3 separate regions of the Homo sapiens genome follow, and regions 2 and 3 are each linked to region 1. The links are chromatin loops, found by intact Hi-C in ENCODE. Cell type or tissue: sigmoid colon. All regions are shown on one strand. Each heading gives the region's core, and the rest is flanking DNA. Links, peaks and the distances in the headings are about the cores only. Region 1 has its middle 270 kb from the start of RUNX1. Region 2 overlaps LOC100506403 (a long non-coding RNA gene). Region 3 has its middle 160 kb from the start of RUNX1.

Region 1 (7,876 bases), core at 1,144-6,143:
TGTCTCTGTGCTTGCTGGTGTGTATCGTTCTCTTCATTTAACATCTCATTTTTATTTGCATAACCCCACCTCTTTGAATATCATTTGCTAACCAACTCTATGGAGGAAATACAAAACTATTCTTTTAAACATAGGATCTGTCCCTGGTGGGCTGCACTTGGCAGCAGCAATGGTCTGAAACCTCCAAAGACTTGGTAAGAGCTGTGGGGAAGTGCAAAGAGTGTTCAATTAACTCTCCTTACTCAAAGTAAATGGAGGTACTTAAGCCAACAGCCGTATATTCTCAATTGCTCTTATGACCAGACTGTGAACTCCTTAAACACGATTTATTCATCTCAGTTCGTGCAACACGGCATGTGCCTGGTGCACAGTAGGCTCTCCAGACATGTTGGTTGAATGGATAAATCATAATATGAGCATTGAGCCTTCTGCTGGGCCCACTTGGAAGGCAATAAACCGCATAGTGGTAGCTCACCCCGGAATTACGGAGTCCTCTGAGAGGCAGGTCTCACCACCATGGAGAAGGTAGCACTACCATTTTACTGCACAGTCTTCCCAAATTTATGCGTTAAAAGTGTGCAGCAAGTAGGTAAAAATGCAAAGATAAACCTGATCAATTGTTTCTGTCTTACCCATCACCTGCCACCACGGAGAGTCATTGTTTTCTGTCTACTGCTTTCATTCATCTTTTTCCTTGCCCTGGAGCCGTTTTTCAGGGTTCCTGGCAAGGGGCCACCCTCCTTCCCTCATCCGATCAGGCCAGAAGACAGCGTGAGTTGCTCTTTTCCCTTTTTCTTCTTTGTTTTCTTTTGTAAAGAGTTTCCATGCATGTTATTTGTAAATATCAGTACTATGTGTTTTTTGGCATTAGCTTAGAGTATCTAATTTGTGATATCTTCCAGTTCATTACTTATAGTCTTAATTTCAGGAGCAAAAATGAGAGGATCTCTAGGCAGGAAGCTGTAAACGAGGCTCCATGTGCAGTACATGTTTGGCCCAGGTCTTCCATGAGTATTCTACGTTTGCTACCATCCCTGAAATAAGTGCTTCCTTCCTCCTCTTTTTTTCCTCGTGGTGAGGGGAGGGGAGGGGGTTCCTCCTATTTTCTGCAACTGTTTACTTAAGCAGGCATCAATAATTCAGGACATCAGCTCCATTTCTGAAAGCCCAGGTGAGGGCAAAGGGCTTAGCACCAGGCCAGCGGCTCATTTACTCACTCCTGCAGGACTCCACAGAGATTGCACCAGGCTCCTGCCCGGCCAGACCTCAGCCACACTTGAAGAGGGGAAGACGGTAAGCATTGACTTCAGAGTTCAGATCTCCTTTGTTTTCTTTCCTTAGCTACTTACCAGTTTCCCTGAACCTATGAAGATGCCAGAGGCCGTCTCTGGAGTGAGGCCTCTCTGTTGGTTTTGAGCTGCAGCATGCCACCCAGAGCAGCCTCTGATCCCAGCCTCAGACCCAGGCTTCTGAAACCAGACCAGGTAAGGAGAATTTGAATTTATTCCTTAATCTGACAAATGTTTATGAGACTCAAAGATGAAAATGTGGCTGTGACTTAAGAGAGGCAGAATTAAAGCCTGAGCTATACTTTCTTTATACCTAAGGTCAGAAGGCGACCGAGACATGGTCTCACATCTGGGATATGTGTAAGTTTCAGGACTGCAGGGATCTACGTAAACAGGTATTTATAGCCTCTTCCTCCTGAAATGATTCAAGGTGCTGGGTCTCTTTGTTCTGCAATTGAGTCTGGTTTCTCCAAGAAGTCCTCAAACATCTCTCCTTAAGTTCAAAATGTCTCCTTGAAAATAAAACCTAACTGGTCTGAGACATTATTTGGGATTTCTAGTTCAAAATGTGAGAAATGACTCCTACTGCCAGGATAAAGGCACAAGTACATTTGTCCATCTCTGCCACCCTTTCCACCCCCAGCCCTACATGCCCCACTCCTACCTTCAGCCGGGTCACTTGTAACCTCTGACTGGGGAGGGTCATCTCTATTTTCAAAAATATCCAGAGAAGACTCAAGAACGTTCCTTGATATCTCCACTCTCTCATGCAATGATCCTCAACAGCAACACAAACTTCTTATACCCCAAAACACTCAGACCACTTTTGAGAGCTCTTCCTCTCTTTCATCTCTCCCAATCAATCAACGATGGATCATTTGCCACCATTCTTCTGATAGTCACAATTTGATTAACTCAAAGGCGTTTTACAGTTGTGTTTATAGTTCTGCTTCCATGAACTCTCTCCTGCAGTTGCTTAACTAATCTTTCCCTGCCCCAGACTTTGTCTAGTCCAGTGTATACTGCAAAGTATTGCCAGTCTAATCTCTCTATGACAGTTCTGATCAAGCCACTCCCCAACCCATCCCACTCCAAACACCCTACCCCCATCAAAGGTATATGGCTGGTAAGTGACCTGAGCGAGATCTCTCTAGGAGACCCACTGATACTCATGCCTTACGCCGAGCTCTCGGAATTTTCCGAGCATCTCTTTTGCTCTCTGGTGTCTCCACCATTCACCTCTTAAGACTCTCTCAACCCAGCAGGCTACCCTCCGTTCGCATTTCTACCTGTCAAGATCCTATCCATTCACTGAGCGTCACAGGAGAATTGTAGTTTATTACATAGGGTCCTTGGCCTACTTGCTCATAGTAGGTCTAGCTGGGAAGAGAGACATAAACACAGACATTTGAATGCATACAGTGCTTTGGGGGCTGCTAAGGGGACAGAGCATAGGAGCCCTTAGCCTTTGTAGAGATGACATTTAAACAGCTTCTTGCTGGGCAGGAAAAAGTTGGCCATATAAAGAAGTTGGTGGAAGGGTATTGCAGATAAAGGGAACCACATCAGCAAAGGAAACTAAAAAGTGTTCATTAGAGAACATAGTATGCAGTCAAGACGGGCCCAAGCCATTATCAAGAACTTCCCACATAGCAAGAAGGCTTGGCACCACACTCTTTGCTTGGCCTACCTTGTTTGACTCACCTCATACCCTGTAAGGTGGATACTGTTAGCATCGAAGCTGTTTTACAGATGAAGACACTGAGACACAAAGAAATGGAGTAACAGCCAGGTTCACACAGATAGCAAGTTAAGTGTGGAGCCCAGCTTTGAACCCAGGAATCTGACTACAAAAACTGAACTCTACATAGCTATTCCTCTTCAGCTGAGAATGCAGTTACAGAAAAAGGCCAAGGTGCCTTCAAAGTTCTGTAGTTAGTGGGTTCCAGGTGTGGCTTTGCATCAGTTACTTGTGCCACGGACACTTTCTCGGTTTTAGTTTCTTCATCTATAGCCGTGTTTCCCAACAGGGAGTGATTGTACCCTGCCCCCCGCCCCGGGGCACATTTGGCAATATCAGGATACATTTTGGATGGATATAGTGGAGGTGGGGTGGGGGAGCGCTATACAACCAGTGGGCAGAAGCCAAGGATGCTGCTCAACATTGTGCAATGGATAGCAACAGGGCCCCCACCACAAAGAATGATCTGACCCCAGTATCAACAGCACTGAGGCTGAGAACATCTGCTTTATGGAGGAGGCTTAAGACCCACACATGCACCCCACATCACTGACTATTCTAAGTGTTCCAGGAGCTAACGTGCACAAAACTCCCGTGGCAGAAACTATTGGCTGAAACTGCAAAGTTCCCAGGGGGACTCGATCCTCTTGGGTGGATCTTCTTCGAGTTTACTTCAATGACAAGATCCACGTCCTCCATGAACCCCGTGTTTTCTTCAAATAAAGTCCTGCAGGCCCACGTGGCTGCCTGGGCTGCTGGCAGCAGCCTCTTAGCTCCCGCTGCACTGGGTTTTCTCTTGGAGGTTGCACCCCTTGCCGTGACTGTGTTTCATCTCGCCTGTTCCTGGCATTGCCTCTGACAGCTGGACTTACTGAGAGACCAGGCCCCAGATGAAAATTCTCAGCACGGCCCCACCATGCTCCCTGGCCCAACCCAGGCTGGAGTAAGACAGTCAGACATTTCTTCTCTGCTTAGTATTCATCTTTCTTTCCCCAGTTATCTGTATTTACTTTGAAAATCATTTCCTCTGTTTTACTCGGTTTGCCTTTGAGCCCAATTGCCTGCTCAGTTCCCTGTCCCTTCTGTTTATTTCTACTTCTCATTTTTCCCATTGATCAGATGCCCTGGAAATATAGCAGGAACAGTGTGTTCCCTGTAATATTTGGTTACACTTAATATTTCTCAGCAAAATGTAGCCTTGGAACACCAAGCGGTAAAAATCCAGGCCTGCTCTGCTTACACTGGACATCGGCTTCAGCACAGGCTCCGATTCATTTCGGATCTATTCCCTCCTTAAAGGGGAGTCACACCCAGCCTACAGCAGGAAGGTGCCTCAGCAGGCGAACTGCCAAGCATGTGCACAGAAAGCTGTTTCCTCAAATAAGTGCACGGCTATAACACAGTAGGTGCTTGACTGAATAAAGATACGGCACCCTGTGAAAGTGCCAGATGAATATGCTGTCGAATCCCACAACTCTTCCGTAAACACAGTTTTTCTAGATCAGCCTTTGCCATCAGGGCTACTAATCCTAATTTTCCCTGATGCCACTTTATGATTATGTGACTCAAACTGAGAACTAATGAAACTCTTTCGTGCCACAGTCGTCCTTACAGGCCCCTTTGGTGAGCGGATGAAAGCTATGCAACTTTTCTCCAGAACTGCCTTGCCTGCCTCACAGAATATTCTGAATGTTCTGGGCACTAATGTGGATGAAACTCATTACTTAGGAATGCATTTGCCAGAGACTATTGGCTTAAACCGCAGTCTCTGAGGGGACCCAGTCCTCCTGGGTGGCTCTTCTCTGTGTTTGCTTCAGTGATAGAATCCTCTTTCTACATGAACCCTGTGTTTTCTTTAGAATACAATATTTAGTTAACCCTCAGCAGGGTCCCACCCACGAAACCCATGGTTTCAAACTTAAGAACCAGTCTCTACCTTCTTGGTTTAGAAAATACCACTAGGAAATACCGTGAGTGAAGCATTGTTTAGTTACGGTAACAGAAATCAACAGCAACACAACAACACAAACTCTTACTCAAACCCATCAACAGTTCCCACCCAAAGTTTCTCTTTGGGCATAAAGATATATTTTCTTGTGTGGCTTTAAAAAGCCAGGAATATGTATATGACAAAGAAAGACACTGAAAAGCAAGAGATGAGGAAACAAATTGAAAACCAAGGTTTTTGAGGAAGCGTATCCTCACCTCTCACCTAACGGAACAGGGTTAATAAGTGGCCCATCAGCACTGAGAAAGTTATAGGGGCAGCTCTGAACTAAAGTCTCAAATATAGTATGATGTGAACGTGACCATACACGCCCCAGGTAGAGTTCTGGCAGCAACCCGCTAGACCACAGACCCCTCGCAACAACCAGATCTTTGTCTTGGTCCTGTTCTCTTCCACTAGGTTGAAGAGTATTCAGTTCTGTGTATCTGTATCACTACCCCTACCCCAGCCTTCTAAGGAGGTGGGACACTTCATCTGCTGAGCCAGCAACTAGACCTTCATCATGACGTGTGGGGAGGGGGCTGATGGAGCTCCCAAGTTTTGCTCAGAAAAAGGGAGTGGGTAAGGGATGAATGGGAGAGAGAACCACTCAAGGTGAAAAGAGTGGAGGATGGGAAACCTGCATACAGAGACAGGAGCAAGGGAAGCCATGGAGAGGATTTCTTAAATTAAAGCTCCCCTTTACTTGGGCTTCTAGAAGCCTCCATGTCATTTAAAGTGATTAGAACTGGAGAGAGAAAGACACAAAGTGGCCAGATAGTCAAAATGTCAAATTCTTTTGAACTATGCCGTTATCTGCAACTGAGATATTTTCACTTCTGTGCTGCTTGGAGGATGCAGATAAAATCCACCCACTTTATCTGGTAAGAGGTCCCAGTCCTCTTCATGGCTGAAAAGAATCAGCACCATACACACGTGTGGATTTCTCTTCCTTTCCTCTCCATCTGAGCAAGGCAGGAACTCATGGTTTAAGCAAGAGAAAGAAACAAAGTGAGAAATGAAGAATCATGGGCAGTGTGGGGCAGGTGTGGAGGGATGCAGTTTATACACAGAGAAGATTTGCAGACCCAGGACCCAGGGTCAAGGAAGAGCACGTCTTTCCCCAGCTCTTCTGCCTCTCCACTCACCATGGCAGGGGAGAGATTTTCCACAGAGACGAGCCCATAATGGAGGCAATAACCCTCTCCAGCGCAGGACTCTGCACCTCCAAGGCACCCTTTCTGATCATCTCAGAGGGAGAAAAGCCAAGCCCTTTTCTTTTCACATCCTCCTGTCTTTCATCCCCTCTGTGCCTTGATTTCAAAGCCTTTCTGAAACAAATGTGAAGTTGAAAGGATAGATTTCAATTATTTTATTTTGTAAAGGTTAAAAAGGTTCTTGTAAATGACTGATGCAAATACTGGAAACCCAGTTAAAACAACTGGATACCAGATGGCAAAGGAGAGTGGTTTACTGTAAAGTGTTATGGAGTAGGAGCTCATTTACAAGAAGCAATTACACAAACAGCCCTGAGCATCCAAGATCCCATAAAAGAGTGGCTGGGGTGAAAGTGCAGGATTGGCTGAGCACGTATGATTTCCACATCCCAATGTGAACTGTGCAATTGTTATCTTACCTGTTGCCCTTCCACTGGGCTACGATTCTAAGTCTAGGCTGGCCTGCCAAGAAGCACAGTCACAGCCCTAAACAGAGATGCTTGCACTTTCTCCATCACTTAGTGGCCTAGGGGAGTTTCCTCATAGGAGAACTTTAACAATACAAGGAGTGTAGGCAGCTGGCATCATTGTATTGAAGCCTGGGGAACTTGGTTTTTATCTCAGGTCAAGAGAACAGGAGAAAATCCCTTTACAATCTGGATGCCTTTTTTCTCTCATTATAATAAATTGAGAATGAGCACAATACACTTTACTGTCCATGTTCAATCCTAGGTATGCTCTTGCATGCATGTAGACACTGTATGCAAATCACAAAAGCAAATCATGAAGCTGTAGCTGAGAATTTGACATTGTAGTTTCTTGCTCTACACACCCATCAGGTCTGGGCTGACCTGGCTGCCCTCCTCCATGTTAAACCTCCTGGTGCCCATTTCAGTGCCCTGAGGCCAAGTCTCTGCCTCCAAGTGCCATGACCTCCCCAAGGTCAGCCTTCTGGTTTATCTTACCTTGGCTAGACCGGGTAAACCTTTACATCTGGTAATCAACTTGACTGTGATCTGTGCTGGGAAGAGACCATGCACTCACTCCAGAACACAATCACAGGGCAGGTGGTAACATGTGCTTTTGGGGAGGCTTTCTATAAACCCATACATATCCCAGGCATTACTCTTTTTTATCAGAGCCTTTTCTGGGGGGAAATTACAGTCAAGAATGTAAGTTTCACCTTGCCAAGGCAGTGAGAAAAATACTTGTGTGCAGGTGGGACTTCCAGGGCCTGGAAATCACAGTAACCATTCTCATGGCCAGTCAAGATATTTTGATCCTGGAGAAAGCAGGATTAGAAACCAGACCACCATACTGATACACCCTAGGATGTCCTGCAGCCCCTGGTCCAACAGAGAGGGCCTCCCTCAAGACATACTGAAATGGAGCTGGCAGATCAGAACCTAATGGAATACACCTGAAAAAAAGCATCTGACCCTCAAATGTTTATCAATTGATTAATGAATACACAAATGCAGTCTAATTGATTAATGAATACACAAATGCAGTCTATCAATGCAGTGGAATAGTATTTAGCAATAAAGGAAAGTAGGACTATTTTATGCTACAACATGGATAAATCTGGAAAATGTGATGCTCGATGAAAGAAATCAGAAACAAAGGATTTGCATATTATATA
Region 2 (7,876 bases), core at 1,273-6,272, 67 kb after region 1:
ATCCTCACCAAGATGTCACTTGGCCTTGTCAAATCTCTAGTGTATGGAACCCACTGCCTCACTGCCTTGCATATTAACACATTTCATTTGTGAAAAGTTGAGACTATTTTGGATAGCCGCGATGAGTCAGCAAGTACTTTCCTATATTAAGTTGAAATCTAGTGCCATGAAGGTTTCCACCTCTTGGTTTTGCTTTAAACACTTGGAGGAAATTCAGCATAGATCTGACTTTCTTTCCCCATGGAGAGTGGTTCATAATGAACACAAATATTAGGCCCCTTTCTCTCACCTCCTCACTCTGTTTCTTTAATCAACCTTCATTGGAGAGGAGTTTTCTAATTACTTCAGTTTCCAATTTGCTACACAGCATGAGAACCACCTAGGGAGATTTTTGATATTTTTAAAGATCTTCTTCAACTGTGAAATCATTCCATCAATCAGACAAAACTACAGAAAGTAATACTTGTCTTTAAGTCTATTTTGTTGATATTCATATAGCCACTTCTGTTTTCCTGTGATTACTATTTGCATGTTTTAGCTTGTCTATCCTTTTTGTTTAACCTAGCCTTGCCCGTATATTTAAAGTGAATCTCTTGAAAACAACATATAGTTGGAGTTTCGCTTTTTTTAAAAAAAGGCCTTATAATTTTTGTATTTTAAGTAAATGCCTTCATATTTAATAAAATGATTGTATAAAATGATTGTATGGCTGAGTCTCCTAACATTCTATTTGTCTTCTTTTGTCTCAGAAGTTCATTGTTTCTTTTTTTCTCTCTTTCACATCTCCTTTTGGATTCAATTTGTATTTTATAATATGCTCTTATCTTCCCTTTTGGATATTTAGAACACCACATATTATTTTTCAGTAGTTGCTCTAAGGATTATGATATTTGTCTTTAGCACAATATAATGTATCTTGAATTAATAACACATCATATAAAAAACTAACAAAAGTATAATTTCATTTACCTTCTCCCATCCATTGTGTTACTATTGCCATATATTTTTCTACATATGTTATAAACCACACATTTTTATCATTTTTATTATTCTTGCCTACAGAGAAATTAATAATTGAGAAAAGAGCAACTTTTATATTTTCCCACATATTTATAAGGTATGTTACTCTTCATTTCTTCCTGAATATCCAGATTTCCATCTGGTAACATTTGTCTTCCACTTGCATAATTTCCTTTAACATTCTTTAAAGTATAGGTCTACTATTGACACGTTCTCTCAGTTTTGGTTACCTGAAAAATGTTCTCATCTTGCTTTTATTTTCACAGGCTATATCTGCTATATGTAGAATTCTATGTTAATCTTGTTGTTGCTTCTTCAGCATTGTAGAGATATTATTCCATTGTCTCCTGGTTTATACTGTTTTTGCAAGAAGCCTAAAATAATTCTTATCATTCTTCCTGTGTATCTAATTTGGTTTTTTTCCTCTGGATGCTTTAAATTTTCTCTTTAGTTTTTATCAATTTTATTATAATGCTCCTAAAAATTACTTTGTTTTGTATTTTTTTGTCTGGGATTATTTGAGCTTCTTGAATCTGCAGATTGACATTTTTAGTCAAATTTGGAAATGACTTGATCTTTTATCCTTCCTTTTTTTCTTATCTTCTCCAACCTCTCTCCTTATTTTTTAGGATTTCAATTATAAATATATTAGATCACCTGATATTGTGCCACAGGTCACTGAAGCTCTCATCATATTTTTTCAATCTCCTCCTCTCCTTCTCCTTCTCCTCCATCTCAGTGTTTCAGTTTGGGTGGTTTCCATGGACCTCTATGTTAATTCACCCTTTTTTTTCGTACTGCATTTTCCAATCCCCATTAAGGCCATCCTGGGAAATTTCTATTTCTGCTATTTTATTTTTAAGTTATAGAAATTTTATCTTGTTCTTTTTGATAGTTTTCATTTATCAGCTGGTAGTTCCCACCTGTTCATTCATTATGTTGATATTTTCCTTTAAAATTGGAACTTCAACTTTGGTTCATTAGCACCCCAACATCTCTTAATACTATGTGTCCTCAGGATTCTCCATTCTCACAGTCCCTAGCAACTATATTCTGCCTGGCCTCATGGAGTCTTATCTGCCCATACAGAGCTTAGTATGTCACTCAAAACTCCAGGGAATCCCTATGCTGATATATAGAACTCCTTCTCTGTGAGGTTCCCCTCTATCTAGTGCCTCAACCAACAAACTCAGTTACTAATGCTGATCCAGCCTCTGGTCTGTTTCCCCCGCCCAGTGTTGGTTCTGCTTCCTTGTGTCACAGGTTGGAAAGCATACCCAGGCAAAAGACTGAGTTGAATGTGGGGTTCACTTTATGTGTCTCCCTTCTTTTGAGGAGCACAGCCTTGCATTAACTGTAGAGTTTAATATCTGAAAATAGTTGCCTCAGGTATTTTCCTTACTTTCATGAATTGGCAACTATGTCTAAAACTCATTAATTCATCACGGCTGCAACTGGACATCTCATTTAGCATTTTATTAATAGTAGTGTAGCTAAAAGGTTATCTATAAATATTCTACTTCATTCAGCTTTTTATTGTAGTAGGTTTCTTTAATTTGGTATTCCAAAGACAATATGATCCTTAAGCTTTCAAATACCATTGTATAGAACAAATGTTTATCAAATGGTCATAAAATAAATTAATGAACAAAAGTAAATGTAATTTTGTTTTGTTATTTCTAAAAGCTTTTCACTTTTCATTATTTCCCAACTGAATTTGCATTTTTAGGTTTGCTTTCTCCTTAGCTTAATCTGTTTCTGTTCTGTTTCTCCTGGTGGAGGCTGGGATAAGGATGTAAGGTCAACACTCATAGAGTTTCCAGTCTAGAGACATAAAGGGGCCAATTAAAACAATAAGAATATAGTCTGTATCAGTGGGACCACTGAATGAGACCTTATCTCTAAATAATAATAATATTTTTTAAAGTATTTGTAAGAGAATCTTATCACTTAATACAGTGAACACTAAACATACAATGAACACTTAACAAATGTATAAAAGATTGGTCTTTTGCTCCTATTTTAGTTTTAAAACTCAGTTATTGGAAAAGGCATAAGTTAACTAAGGAAAATCAAAGCTTTGTTTTACTTGTATTTTGCATGCTACATGGAAATTGTCACAATAAGAAAATATTTATGAGATTAAATTGACTTAAGAGCAAAGATACATTGTTTTTTAAGTACCCTATCAAGTTATTTTCAGAATATAGACTGGGAATATGCCCTGGAAAAACATCCAACTATTTAAACCTACAGTAATTTACATTGATTTCTGTTGCCAGCTATTGCTGCTCAATGCTCAACATTACATCCTGTGTTGAGGTGAGTAAGGTAATGAAGCATTAAGTCAGGCCTGGACTGAAGAACAGGCCCCATTTTGGCTGCATGCCCATGAATGAACATATGTTAGGGCACAGCCAAACTGGCAGTGTCTGGCATTTCTTCCTGGCGGTCGCCACAGCTGACCTTTTTTTTTTTTTTTTTTTGTAATACTGTGAATGTGTGCGTGTTCCAATAACTCAGCTTAAGTTACGCCTTGGAGATGCAAGACAGATCTTTGGCTTGTCTCTAGCTGAGCTTTCCCTTCAAAATTTCTGGCATGCTTTAGAATGAAGACTTAGACATAATTTGAGACACATCTTTTATTAGGACCCAACCATGAGTTGGTCAAATATAATAAACTTCCTTCTCCCACAGATAGTAAATGGATCTTCAACTCTACTAGCACATTTACCAGTCTGATGAGACATGTTTTAAATTTTCCAGGAGAAGGGACCTCTATCTATCAGGCAGCTGTCCTGGGAGCTCTGCCCTGACTCATAAGTACCACGAAACTTACTAAACTCACAGCCTCTCAGAGAGGTTTCCATAAACTGACCTACTTTTTTCAGCAGTCATTTCACAGAAATACTAATGTTTAGGTGGTGATTTTGTATTGTCATCTAGGTGGACATTTATAAATATATTTTCAATTGTAGGATAAGACCAGGCTCAAGAATAAAGTTGATCAGCTTCCAGCATGTTCCTAAATGTCTAGACATTCACACTTCTTTGTAAAGAAATCCTTTATATTAAAAAAAGTAAGACATAGAAGCCCAATAGGCAGGAGAAGAGAATGATTCTTTTGGGAACCAAAGGATCCAGAAACTTTAATGTCTTCTTTTCTCGTCCACAGATGGTTACAAACACAATTGTAAAGAAAATTGATTTCCAGTGGCATCTGTCTCCTACTTCCAGGCCCCTTTCCTCATGCATTGGTTCTGTTTCCCAACTACCTCTTCCATCTTCCCTTCAGGCAACCTCTGTATTGCCATGCTCCCTTATCTTTTATCAAAACCTTTTCTTAGACAAGGTCATTATATCAGTCATTCACACCTTAGTATGAACTAAAGTAGATGTCTTACCTTGATAATTATATTGTACACCACCTTCCTCCACTAGAAGGAATTTCTACTATCGGAGTATAAAGAGTTATTTAAGATAAAGGAGGAATTTCTTAGCACCACTGAACCTGAAAACTTACTCTCCTAATACATAAGACCATCTCTGGACTACCCTAACCATTTACTCTTGTATTCAATCTCTTGGCCAATACTTAGGATAAAATTAATTCTGGGACAACAGTCTTGAGCATGATGAATATGGTATTTGCCACAGGGGTTCAGAGGAGGAAGACAGCCCTTCTGGTTGAAAAAATCCTGGAATTCTTTATGGAGGAAGTAAGATTAGTACTGAACCTTGAAATGTACATCCTAGAATCTCCCTCTGTTTCTGCAGCTGTAAAATGTTTGTGGTGAGATTTGACTAGAACAAGGTGCCTAGAAGAACCTGACCAAGACGCTCTACTGGTTGACTGCTGGAGTTTGGAATTTGTAGAGAAGATAGAATTACAGGTAAATTTTGGCCTCACTGTGTCATTTTTAGAGGCCACCTTCAAAATATCCAGCTAAGTGCACGTTTTTCTCCTGTTGTTCCATGTGCACCAATCAACATTTCCTTTGGGGTAAATCCCCTTAAGGCTACCTCTGGGAACTGGGAGAGGCTGTGTAGCCCTCTCTCATTGATTCATCCCTAGACCTGATCCCATAGTTGATGGGCAGACAGTAGCCTGAGAGATGCTAAGAGTTGGGAAAGGTAAATAAAGTAACAAAGAGACAGATGATGACAATGTAAAAGCCAGTGCAGACAACGTACGCACATCTATTTATCACATTTTTATTGAGTGTCTCTATGCTGCATGCTGGTGTGATAGTATCTGTTGTGGGTTGAATTGTCATGGGTTCAACAAAATTCATATGTTGAAAGTCTAACCCCCAGTACCTCAGAATGTGACTAATTTAGAAATGGGGCGATTATAGATGTAATTAGTCCAGATGAGGTCTTGCGACTGGCCCCTAATTCAGTATGACTTATAAAACGGGGAAATTTGAACACAGAAACACACACACTCAGGGAGAATGCCACATGAAGATGAAGACAGAGATGGGGTGATATGTCTAGAATCCAAGAAACACAAAAGATTGCCAGCAGCCTTCAGAAGCTAGGAAAGAGCCTGGAACACATTCTCCCTCACAGCCTTAGAAGGAACCAACCCTCTAATGCTTTAATATCAGACTTCTGACCTCAAGACAATACATTTCCTTTTTTAAGCCACCCAGTTTGTGGTGTGGCAGCCCCAGGAAACTAATCCAGCATCAAATAAAATATAGTTCCTCTCTTGGGGCACTCATAGCCTGAAGAGAGCCAGGAGAACTTTGATAGGGGCTGGAGGAGAGCAGGGAGGTAACCCTACCGTGTGGTGTGAGTGTGCAGGAGTTGGGAGGGGGTATCCAGAGGGCCATTTCTGGAAGGTAAGGGGGAAGAGCACTGGATGAAGAGTGAAGAGGGCCAAGCTTAGTTCAAGCTTTGCCACTCTCTGGGTGACCTCGGGACATCACTACTTCTTGGAACTACAGTCTCCTAAAGCAGTAGATAAAAGGTTCCTAAACTAATGCATTAAAGGTTAGGATAAATGAGGTCATTTCTAAGTTCCTCCAGCTCCACTATTCACCTCGCTCTATGTCTGTCCCAGGGACATTGCTAAAGCTGAGGAGGTTCAAATGGAAGGCAAGAGTTTCCAAAATAATCTCTGAAGCCTTTTTAAAATTCACTGAGGGCTAGCTCTGGGCATATCTTGGGTATGAACATTTCATTGTCCGTTGGCTTCATTTTATTACTCTGCTTTCTTGTCTCTGGCTGTGCACGGGACTGAAATTGCTCACTCTGTGAGGCTGGGTCTATGGACGTAAAATTCTCTTTAAACAGCATGCAGCACAGCATGCCATGGAGCTAGATGTCTTGGAAAGGCCTCTCTGTTGATTATTTTCAAGAATGGCTTCAGACTATCATCTGGTTGGTATTTCTTTTTTTCTTCTTCTTCTTCTTCTTCTTTTTTTTTTTTTTTTGAGACAGAGTCTCACTCTGTCGCCCAGGCTGGAGTGCAGTGGCACGATCTCGGCTCACTGCAACCTCCAACTCCCTGGTTCAAGCGATTCTCCTGCCTCAGCCTCCCAAGTAGCTGGGATTACAGGCATGCGCCACCACTCCCAGCTAACTTTTGTATTTTTAGTAGAGATGGGGTTTCACCATGTTGGCCAGGATGGTCTCAATCTCCTGATCTCGTGATCCGCCCACCTCAGCCTCCTAAAGTGCTGGGATTACAGATGTAAGCCACCGTGCCGGGCCAACCTGGTTGGTATTTCTAAGACTTTTGTATTGCTCAAGATCACCCTTGAAAATTACAACTCTCCTTCTAGTCCACCATCCAGCACTCCTTCCCCAGAACATTATCACCCTCTGGCCCATTATATACTGTATCATATGTGATATTTACTTTCTGTCTCCCTTGCTGATAATGTCAGCTCCAGAAAGGTAGGACTTTTTAGCTGCTTTGATCACTGGTGTATCCTCAGTGAGAAATGACTGCTACGGTTTCAATGTCCCCTCCAAAACTCCTGTTGAAACTTAATTCCCAATGTGGTAGTATTGAGAAATGGGGCCTTTAAGAGGTGATTGGGTCATGAAGGCTCTGCACTCATGAGTGGATTAATCCACCCATGGATTAATGGATTGATGGGTTAATGGATTAATAGCTTATTGTGGGAGTCTGACTGGAGGCCTTCTAAGAAGAGGAAGAGGGACCAAAGCAAGTAGGTGAGCACCCTCAGCTCCCTGGCCACATGAGGCTCTGTGCCACATCAGGACTCTACATAGAGTCCCCACCAGCAAGAAGGCCCTCACCAGATGTGGCCCCTTGACCTTGGACTTCTCAACCTCTATAACTGCAAAAAATAAATTCCTTTTCTTTATAAACTGTTTCAGGTATTCTGTTATAAGCAACAGAAAATGGACTAAGACAATGAAAAAGAGGATCTCTTAAACATACATCTGCAACTGGAAGAAGTCCCAGCCCCCTGGCACCCAGCCTAGGACTTGGCATTTGATAAATGCTCAGTGACTGTTGAGTGAACACATGATTGCCCATCGCTCCACACAGATTTAGTCTTCACTGAGAATTCCATATGTACAGACATGGATTAAATAATTGAGAAAGTGAAAGGACTTAATCAAGTTCATGTTAATTAAAGGTGAGAACTTACATTCTCTGTCTTGGTAACCAACCTGCACAGTCTTAAAAAGCAGAACACTAGAAACACCTTGGTAGAAATTAAGCACAGAAAGAACTATTAAAGAGCATTTGCGCTGAGGGATCTTGGCCCTAGTAGAATGTGGGGCCAGAATTCTAAGATGGTCCCCAAGATACCCTCTCTTGGTGTATGTAAGCCCTATAAAATCCCTTCCTCCAAGTATCAGCAGA
Region 3 (7,876 bases), core at 1,191-6,190, 120 kb before region 1:
CATATCATAGTTCTTCTCTTTCCCTCTCTAAATACCTATATGCAGACATAGACATGTCCATATGTAACATATAACACATGTTATTCACTGAGTTTTTACTGGGGTAAGTATATTTTTAAAATACATGTGTATATGTTCTGTATTCTCCATTACTTTTTGAAACAACCTAATAAGGTAGAATTATCCCCATTTCACAAGTGAGAAAATTCACTTACCCAATCCCTTTCCACTAATGGGGCTGGGCTTGAGCTGAAAGTTATCTGACACCACAGCCTTGGTCTGCCCACAATGCCCATAGCTTTCTCCCCAGAGCCTAAGCTCCCTTAGAGTACATTCTATAGCTTTGAGTTTTTGTGTCTTGCACCTAGCACAGTGTTCAGTACAGAGTAATTGCTCCCTAAATATTTATTGAACAAATACATTTTAATACTATTCATTCATTCATTATTAATGATGTGCAAAATTTCTATGTCTAGCTTCCTAAGTGTGTCTCCATAGGCCCAATCTTTCAATAGCAATAATAGCAATATTTTCATAGCACTTACCATGTACCAGGTACTGTTATAAGTACAAATATCAACTTTTTTGATCCTCACAACCCAATGAGGTAGGTACCACTTTTTTCTCCATTTTACAGAGGGAAAAACCAAGGCTTCAAGTAGTTAGTTCAATTTTTGAAGCTCACACAGCTAGCAAGTGACAGAACTGGGGTTTGAACTCAGGTGTCTTGGCTCCAGAGAGCCTCTGTTCCCCAAGACTGCATGACACTGCCTTCCTCAACCCTTCAGACTCAGGTTCCAGGCCCAGTGAATGATGTTCAGTGATGACTATGAACTGTTTTCTACCACTAAAAAGAGACATAATCAAGAACATCTACTTTGTATTGCTTAGTAGAGAAAAGCAACCTCTTAAATCCAGTACTCTTAGTGACTAAGCTAATATTCAGAGGAAATTTGGCAACCTCCTTCTAACATACTGAAGGCAAAGGGTAATAAAAACATAAAAGGAAAAGTATCCAAAAAGAAAGTAGATAACTAGGTGTTTGAGAAAAACAAAAATAAAGAAGTTTTTGTTGTTGTTGTTTGTTTTTTTTAGATCAAGAAAATATTGGGAAACTGCTACTGAAAGAGGATTGATGTTGGCATAAAGGGAGAGATCTTCTGTATCTCAAAGGAAATTTGCCTTTTAATCCAAAGTCAAGAAAGCCCATAAACTTACCCTAGAATCAAGAAGGAATCAACTAAATTATATCAGAATTCTTAGATCCGAAGAAGGTCATTTTCAGTAAGTGGATACTTGCAGGCTTAAATGAAATGTGAAAAATTTTGAAGGAAAATGTGATCAGGAAGTCAAAGTAAGCTTTTGACACTGCCTGCCACTCCCCACTCCCCACAGACACCCTCCCCTCGAAAAGAAAAGGAATAATTTTTTCCACTGCTTCATGAAGGGGACAAAGTCCTTTGCGACTTCTTTGCCTTAGAATACTATTAATCTTTTGTTGTTGTGTTCCTTTAGAATACTATTAATCTTATAAAACTGTGCCTCTGACCACAGGGTGGATTCCAGCATTAAACTACCAATGCTTTACAGAGAATCGTGAGAAACACTCAGGGAAGAGGTAATTCTACTCAAGGGTCATCCTTTTTCCTTGCCAATTTTTTTTTTCTTTATCAGCATTTGAAAGAAAACCAGATATTTTCTTTCCTGAAAGTTGATGACTTCAGGTGGGGAACAAGCATCTGTGGCAGATGGACTCTTGAAACGCAGTGAAATATCCTGTCTTCCTATAAATGTTTATGGGAGCAGGAGAACTGAAGAAGAAAAACACAGCAAAATGTTGCATGACTCACAGTCCGAACTGCTTCTAAATAAAGCATTTCTCAGAGTTTCCCATGAGGTGATTTGAGTGATCAGGCAGCAGGGTCCCTGTGAGTGGAGCAAGCACATTTTTAAAATACAAAAAGGTATATCCAACAGTCACTCAGGAGAATCGTTCTGTTGTTTTCGATGTTTAAGAAAATGTATGTCTAAGATGAGAGTATCAGATCATGTATATCATGTCCTGTTCCATATGTGGCCAGAGCGTCCCAGCAGTTCTTGGCTCGGCCACTTTGCAGATGATGATCAGCAGGACGTTTCATATTGACTCACAGACTTTCCTCTAATAGAGCATCTCCAAGTGATGATAATTAAGTTTAATTTTAGATCGTGTGTGCTGGACCTGGGAATGTTTTTAAAGTGGTAGCAAGCTCCATTGACTTTGGCAGTTGAGTTTTGAAAGGAAGGTCTTATGTCTTAGACTACCTCCATACTGTTCAGTCCCTTTATACTCCAGAAAATTATGAATTTGGAATCAACTGGGGAGAAATCCTTCGTCAGACTACTGTGCAAACGGTAGACACTCCTGCCCTTGACTGTCAGCCTCGCAGATGGAAACGTGGCCACCCTTCTTCATATTCAAGGCTCTCTGACTAGAAAGTCAGAAAGTGGCTACAGCCCTTCCAGCCAAGCTAGAGGAGTGGAAAAGTAAAGTCTAGAGGGCTTGAGCTTGTCAGGAACCACGGTTAGAACAATTCCTAGATTCTCTATGCAGCTTACCAGTGACGGTCTTCTATGACCTCATAACAGATTGGCAAAATTACATTAGGTGACTCAACCATTTCTGGGTACTGGTATTGAGTAGCGGTATAAAGACGAAATGATTGTATCAGGGAATAATTACTACCTAGAACGTGTTCAACTCTCTATATGTGCAGCAGACATGTGGTCAAATGAGCTGACTTGTTCTGGGTCATCAGATTTAAAAACTACAGGATACCCACTTAAATATAAATTTTAGATAAACATGAATACATTTTTAGCATACATGTACTCCATGTAATATTTTATCATTCATTGTTTACCTGAACATTAAACAAAATTAGTTGCTTCTCCGAAATTTCAATTTAACTGGACATCTGTATTTTAAATGGCAAGCTTCTAAGATGCACGAGCTTTTCTGAGCTACTATTTTATCAAAACACATTCTGAATGTTTTCCTGCAAGAACTGGGGAATCTAGAGAAAATGCATCAAAAATAATTTAACATTAGCAAGAAAACGGCCACTTTGGAAGGGCTTGTCTCAGTCACTGACACATACTGTAAACCTGTACCCCCGGAAAACCAGCAGGAGAGAAAAGTAAAAGCAACATGATGGTTGAGTGGATCCTATTGTGACCTAACACTTCCACCCAGACAGAATCCGAGTTCCCTGCCCGTAATTTTGAGCTTCAGGTTCCAGTTTCCTCTTTTTCTTTACTAGGTTTCGCTGCCTCCTGTAGGGGGAAATAAGGGAAAAGAGATAACGAAAGAAAGAAAGAAAAAAAAAAGGGCCGGCAATTTCATGTACATTTGTTTTGGCATTCGCTGAATTCTAGAGATGAAAACAATCTCCTGCTTTTAATTCAGTCCACGTGCAACAAAGTTGTACGTTGGGAGATCTGGCTTTTAATAAGAACGATTAACAAGCGTTTTTGATCACAGGAAGTTGAGAAGAGTCGCTGCTTCTAAGAATACAATAAACATTGACTAGCAGTTAGACGGTCCATCTTTCTCTATCAGCCGTTTAGCAGCCTCTACTTTGATTTGGGGCAAATGCGAGATGGGACCAGGAGAGAGCTCCCCACACCCCCACCACCACGTGGGCAGTGGTTCTGTTCCAGAGCGCCTTCCTTCCTGTCCAGGGAGGCAGGCTGCTGAGGCCGTTTCTGGGCAAGAGGCCATTGTCGGGATATTTGCTTTAGATAGCTTGCAGCTGGGCTGAGTGGGTGTTTCATTCAGACTCAACACAGGCAGCTCCCACCGTCTCTACTGTTTCAGGCTAGTGGAAGCTAGGGGCCTTTTGATTTATAAAGAGCTCTCTGTGCCTCCAGTTACATTTTAGGAAGCAAAGCCGTGATAAATGAAGCTCTGGCTGCTGATCTCCTGGATACACACACACACACACACACACACACACACACACACACACACACACGGCCTACACACCTTTTCCCCTGTAGCACAGAGGCTTTCACCACCAGGAGATTTAACCCTGGCCTAGGGTAGCCACGTGGGCATCCGTGTTCATCCGACATCCTCTTACATCAGAGCTTGCCCTGAATAGGGCAAAATCAAAGTGTGGAGCTTGTTGGTTTTTTATGTGGTATAGATATTCTTATATTTATCACATTTCCAATTTGAGGTCATCGACCACCATGGAAGGAACTGTGCTGGCATTTCTGGGCAAAGCCTAAAGTTGATTCTTCTTTTCCTACAGACAATTGTTTTCATGTGTGCTGGGAATGAATGCATTCTGAGGATGAGGGGTGGGGAATTCTACACGCAGGGAACTCAGGAGTCTTATTTTCTTTATTTTCTTATCCTGAGCTACAAATGACTGCTTAATTGGGAGAGACTACAATTACAAGAGTTCACTGAGGGAAGCATGAAAACAAAGTGAACCAGAAAAATAGAAACCCAGACTTCTCAGTTCCTGTTTATCCTATTTTTAATCTCCACATCTCAGTTGCTCTCTTTCTTGCTTCTTTTGCCTTGCTGGAATTCATACACACACCTGGCTTTCCATTTGCCTTGGGGACAGTGAGGAGGTGGAGCCCAAGAGTGGGAGGGCCCTGCTGCCTGCCGGTGGGGAGAGCTGGTGTCCGCTGGAAGAGGCAGACCTACAGAAAGCTCGGCCGTGTCTAACTCAAAGGTGTTGGCAGCACATGAATGATGACTTCTCCTCTCTTAACTGCCTGGGCTAGGAGACTTTCGCATGTCCGGACAAGTGGGAAGAAGGAAGGTCGGGGTGGAGGTGACCATGAGATTGTGGACGAATGTTCAGACTGACCAAGGCCTGAAGAGGTCTGAACGCCTGTGTTCTTCAGCCCTCCTCCCCCTCCTCTCTCTGTGTCTCTGACTCTCTTCTCTCCCCTCCCCTCCCTCTGTCTCCTTCCTTCCTTCCTTTCTTTCCTTCCTTCCTCCCTCCTCCTCCTTCCTTCCTTCCCTCTTTCCCTTTCTCCCTCCCTCCTTCCTTCCTTCCTTCCCCTCCCTTCCTCCTTCCCTCCCTTCCTTCCTTCTGTCCTTCTTTCCTTCCTTCCTTCCACACATGTTTAGGAAATGCCTGCCACCAGCAGTCTCCACATTAGGTTCCAACTATACCAAAGGAATCTGTGCCTTCCAAAACCTTCCCAGGGACAGAAACCACTCACAAGGGATGCCTCTGCCATTTCACCATGCGGGTGCCCACACCACCACAACACACTTCAATTTGTGAAAACACTTTTTCTTCCCTATCAGAGTGAAATAGTGCATACCCTTGTGTGGCTCTGCAACTGAAAGAGACAAAAGGGAATCACACCGGGAAAATCACACATTCTGGAATAAAGAGGGAAATGTAGAAACTGGGATCTTAAAGCCTCGGGGGAGAGGACCCTGGGGCCCGGGCTCTCTGGGCAGCACCCAGGCCTGGGGAGGAGCTGTTTCCAGTCGGTCTCCCTGCAGACCCTGAGTGCTGAGGGGAGGGTTGGCCTGTCTCCTTGGCCCCTGTGTGCCCAGCACCAGCATTTGTGCTGGGAACCTCCCAGGCACCACTCTGTGTTAAGGACGTGCCAGGAGAGACCTGGGAGGAGACGACCCCGGGGCTGGGTAGGTGTCCAGCTCCTTCCTGGTTATCTTCCACCCAGCACAGAGGACATCCTGTAACTCAGTTGCTCCTCACAGGGTCACATTTAGCCTCCCACGGGCTCTGCCACTCACAGTGCTCCTGTCAGGAAGCGGGGTTTGTTCCCTGAGATCGCCAGTCCGGGAGTCTCTCCAGGACCCCTGCGGGTGTCCGGGTGTGGCTTTGGCTGCCCTGTTCCCTGAGCCTGGTGTATCATCATGTGAGAACTGTTACTAGTTTCCATCTCAGGGAAAGGATAACCATGCCCCTAACACCCTGGCAGGACCAGATCTACCTTTCTGTCTAATATGACCCCTTCATCTGAGAGCTGGAACTTTCTGGAACCTTCTAGAGCCTTGTACAGGCTCTGGAGCCTACTGCGGACGCAGAACTAGTAATAGATTTGCTCAGTTCCTGCAGCTTTAGCTGTGGGGCACTCAGAAATTGCTGTGCTATGTGGGCTTAAATAATTTGAATAGACATGAATATATTTAATAAAAACAATCTGCTTTATCGAATTATTTCCATTTTTGTTCTCATTTATTTCCTTTAGCCCCAGATAATGTTAAAATAAACTACTGATGTATAATTAACTTTAGATGTTATAGTATCTTGAGCCAAGCTGATTTCGACGACAGTGAAGAACATTTTGAAGTAGTTTTATGATTTTTCACAGCACAACAGATTTTTATAAGAAGAAAAAAAAGCTTTAAAAATGCTGGCAGTGTTGTTTAGCTCCTCCAACACAAGCACCCACCACAGTAAAGCCCACAAATTCACAGTGGGCTGAAAAGTGGTTTCTGGAACTCTTTTAAACCTTGGCTAACTTTCGGGGGCTCCCAAAGGACAAGATTACTTCATGTCAAAGCAAAAATTCTCCTGACTCTGTAAACAGCCCACGGTTCTGGGAAATATGAAAAACGTAGATCAAAAATGAAGTTGTGTTGTGTTTGGAGAGGCTTTCCGTGATCACGAACCCTCCGTCCCGTGGGATCCACACTACTCCCGGGTTTTTGAGGTCCTCCTCGTCCTCGGGGTCACTGTATCCCTCTTTACCTTCTTCCTCAGAACACCCATTGCCAAATAGAAAACACCAATGATGATACTACTACCAGCCCAGAAGGCTGATTAAATCTGCATACCCTTCTTTGGAGCTTAAACCGTGCTGTGCATTTTCACGGTAAATAGTTTTGTGTTTTGTGGCATATATACAAACTTGGCAAGTAAAGACAAAAGTCACCAAAGACCTCATTTCCCACTAGTTTTGTAACAAAAAGCCAAATTGATATTCTCTTTTCTCCTTCCTACCGCACAAACGATACTCCCTTCATCTTATAGCATAGGTAAGTGTCAACACCCCTCTCACCAAGAATATTTTGTGGCTCAGCAAAAATCAAGTGAACTTAAAATATATTCTGATCCCACCAGGTAAGAAGAAAATGTTTAACATAACACAGTATTCCACCAGAATAAGCTGAGCTGGGGTTTTTTTCCCCGTCGTAGAATTCATGTTGGGAAGGTGGGTGTGAGTGATGATTCACTCACAAAGTGAGGCATGTGATAAAGAAAAGATTGTATCCTAGAATTTTAAACCTTATCTAATAAATTATCCAGACAAAGGGGCTCAGGGCTTTTTGGCAGGATCCTGTACTTCCATTAGAAGCCCAAAAAGCTCAAAGAAAAGAAACTACAGTGTATTCCATTCGTTCCTTTGGCAACTCGGATCTTCCCTTGTTTTAAACCAAACAAACATTCGCAAGGAAAACCAGCTGCTTTTACAATGAATAAACCCATTACCTCAACTCCTTTACTCAATACCATTACAGAGGTATTTTTACTTGTCAGATTTTCTGTTTCAGAGAAGCTTGGATATTTTCAGTATGCTGTCAATACAGACAAAACAGAGCTGGTTTTAGCAACAGCACCAGATGTGTCTGAGGACATGGGCCTTCCTGGACCTCCAATTCCAAGGTTGGGTGGTAAGTTACAGCTGCTGTCAAAAATAGTAACAACAGGATTTGGCATCTTGACACAATGCTGCCTGGTAATGGCTAAGCTCACGGCACAGTAGCCAGTGGAGAGGAGGCTGCATGCACATGGAAGGGAGAATTAGGAGACCCTGGAGCGTAGACTCAACCTGTGCGTCCAGAGCCAGCCCTGTTGTAATCTCCACCACAGCAAAGAAAACCAGT

What was found. A loop is a pair of places that touch in the nucleus more often than their neighbours do. Peaks named below come from ENCODE experiments on the same cell type or tissue, not always from the same donor. Only the 100,000 strongest peaks of a DNase experiment are listed, where the experiment ranks them.
Region 2: a loop joins it to region 1, with 2.6 times the contacts of the local background. A loop is called at or near these places in 2 of 110 quality-filtered maps.
Region 3: a loop joins it to region 1, with 6 times the contacts of the local background. A loop is called at or near these places in 3 of 110 quality-filtered maps.

Annotation. Positions count from the first base shown.
Region 1 is chr21:35,320,277-35,328,152 of GRCh38, forward strand. No RefSeq gene overlaps it. Among named protein-coding and RNA genes, the nearest start is that of RUNX1, 270 kb to the left of the region's middle. In sigmoid colon, for the core only: no CTCF peak of the experiment used is centred there; DNase peaks (open chromatin) are centred at 3,452, 3,875 and 4,315; H3K27ac peaks cover 511 bases.
Region 2 is chr21:35,386,759-35,394,634 of GRCh38, forward strand. All of the region lies in intron 2 of LOC100506403 (a long non-coding RNA gene), which reads right to left. Among named protein-coding and RNA genes, the nearest start is that of MIR802, 330 kb to the right of the region's middle. In sigmoid colon, for the core only: no CTCF peak of the experiment used is centred there; a DNase peak (open chromatin) is centred at 3,423.
Region 3 is chr21:35,201,704-35,209,579 of GRCh38, forward strand. No RefSeq gene overlaps it. Among named protein-coding and RNA genes, the nearest start is that of RUNX1, 160 kb to the left of the region's middle. In sigmoid colon, for the core only: no CTCF peak of the experiment used is centred there; DNase peaks (open chromatin) are centred at 2,098, 3,738, 4,669 and 5,635; H3K4me3 peaks cover 587 bases; H3K27ac peaks cover 2,711 bases.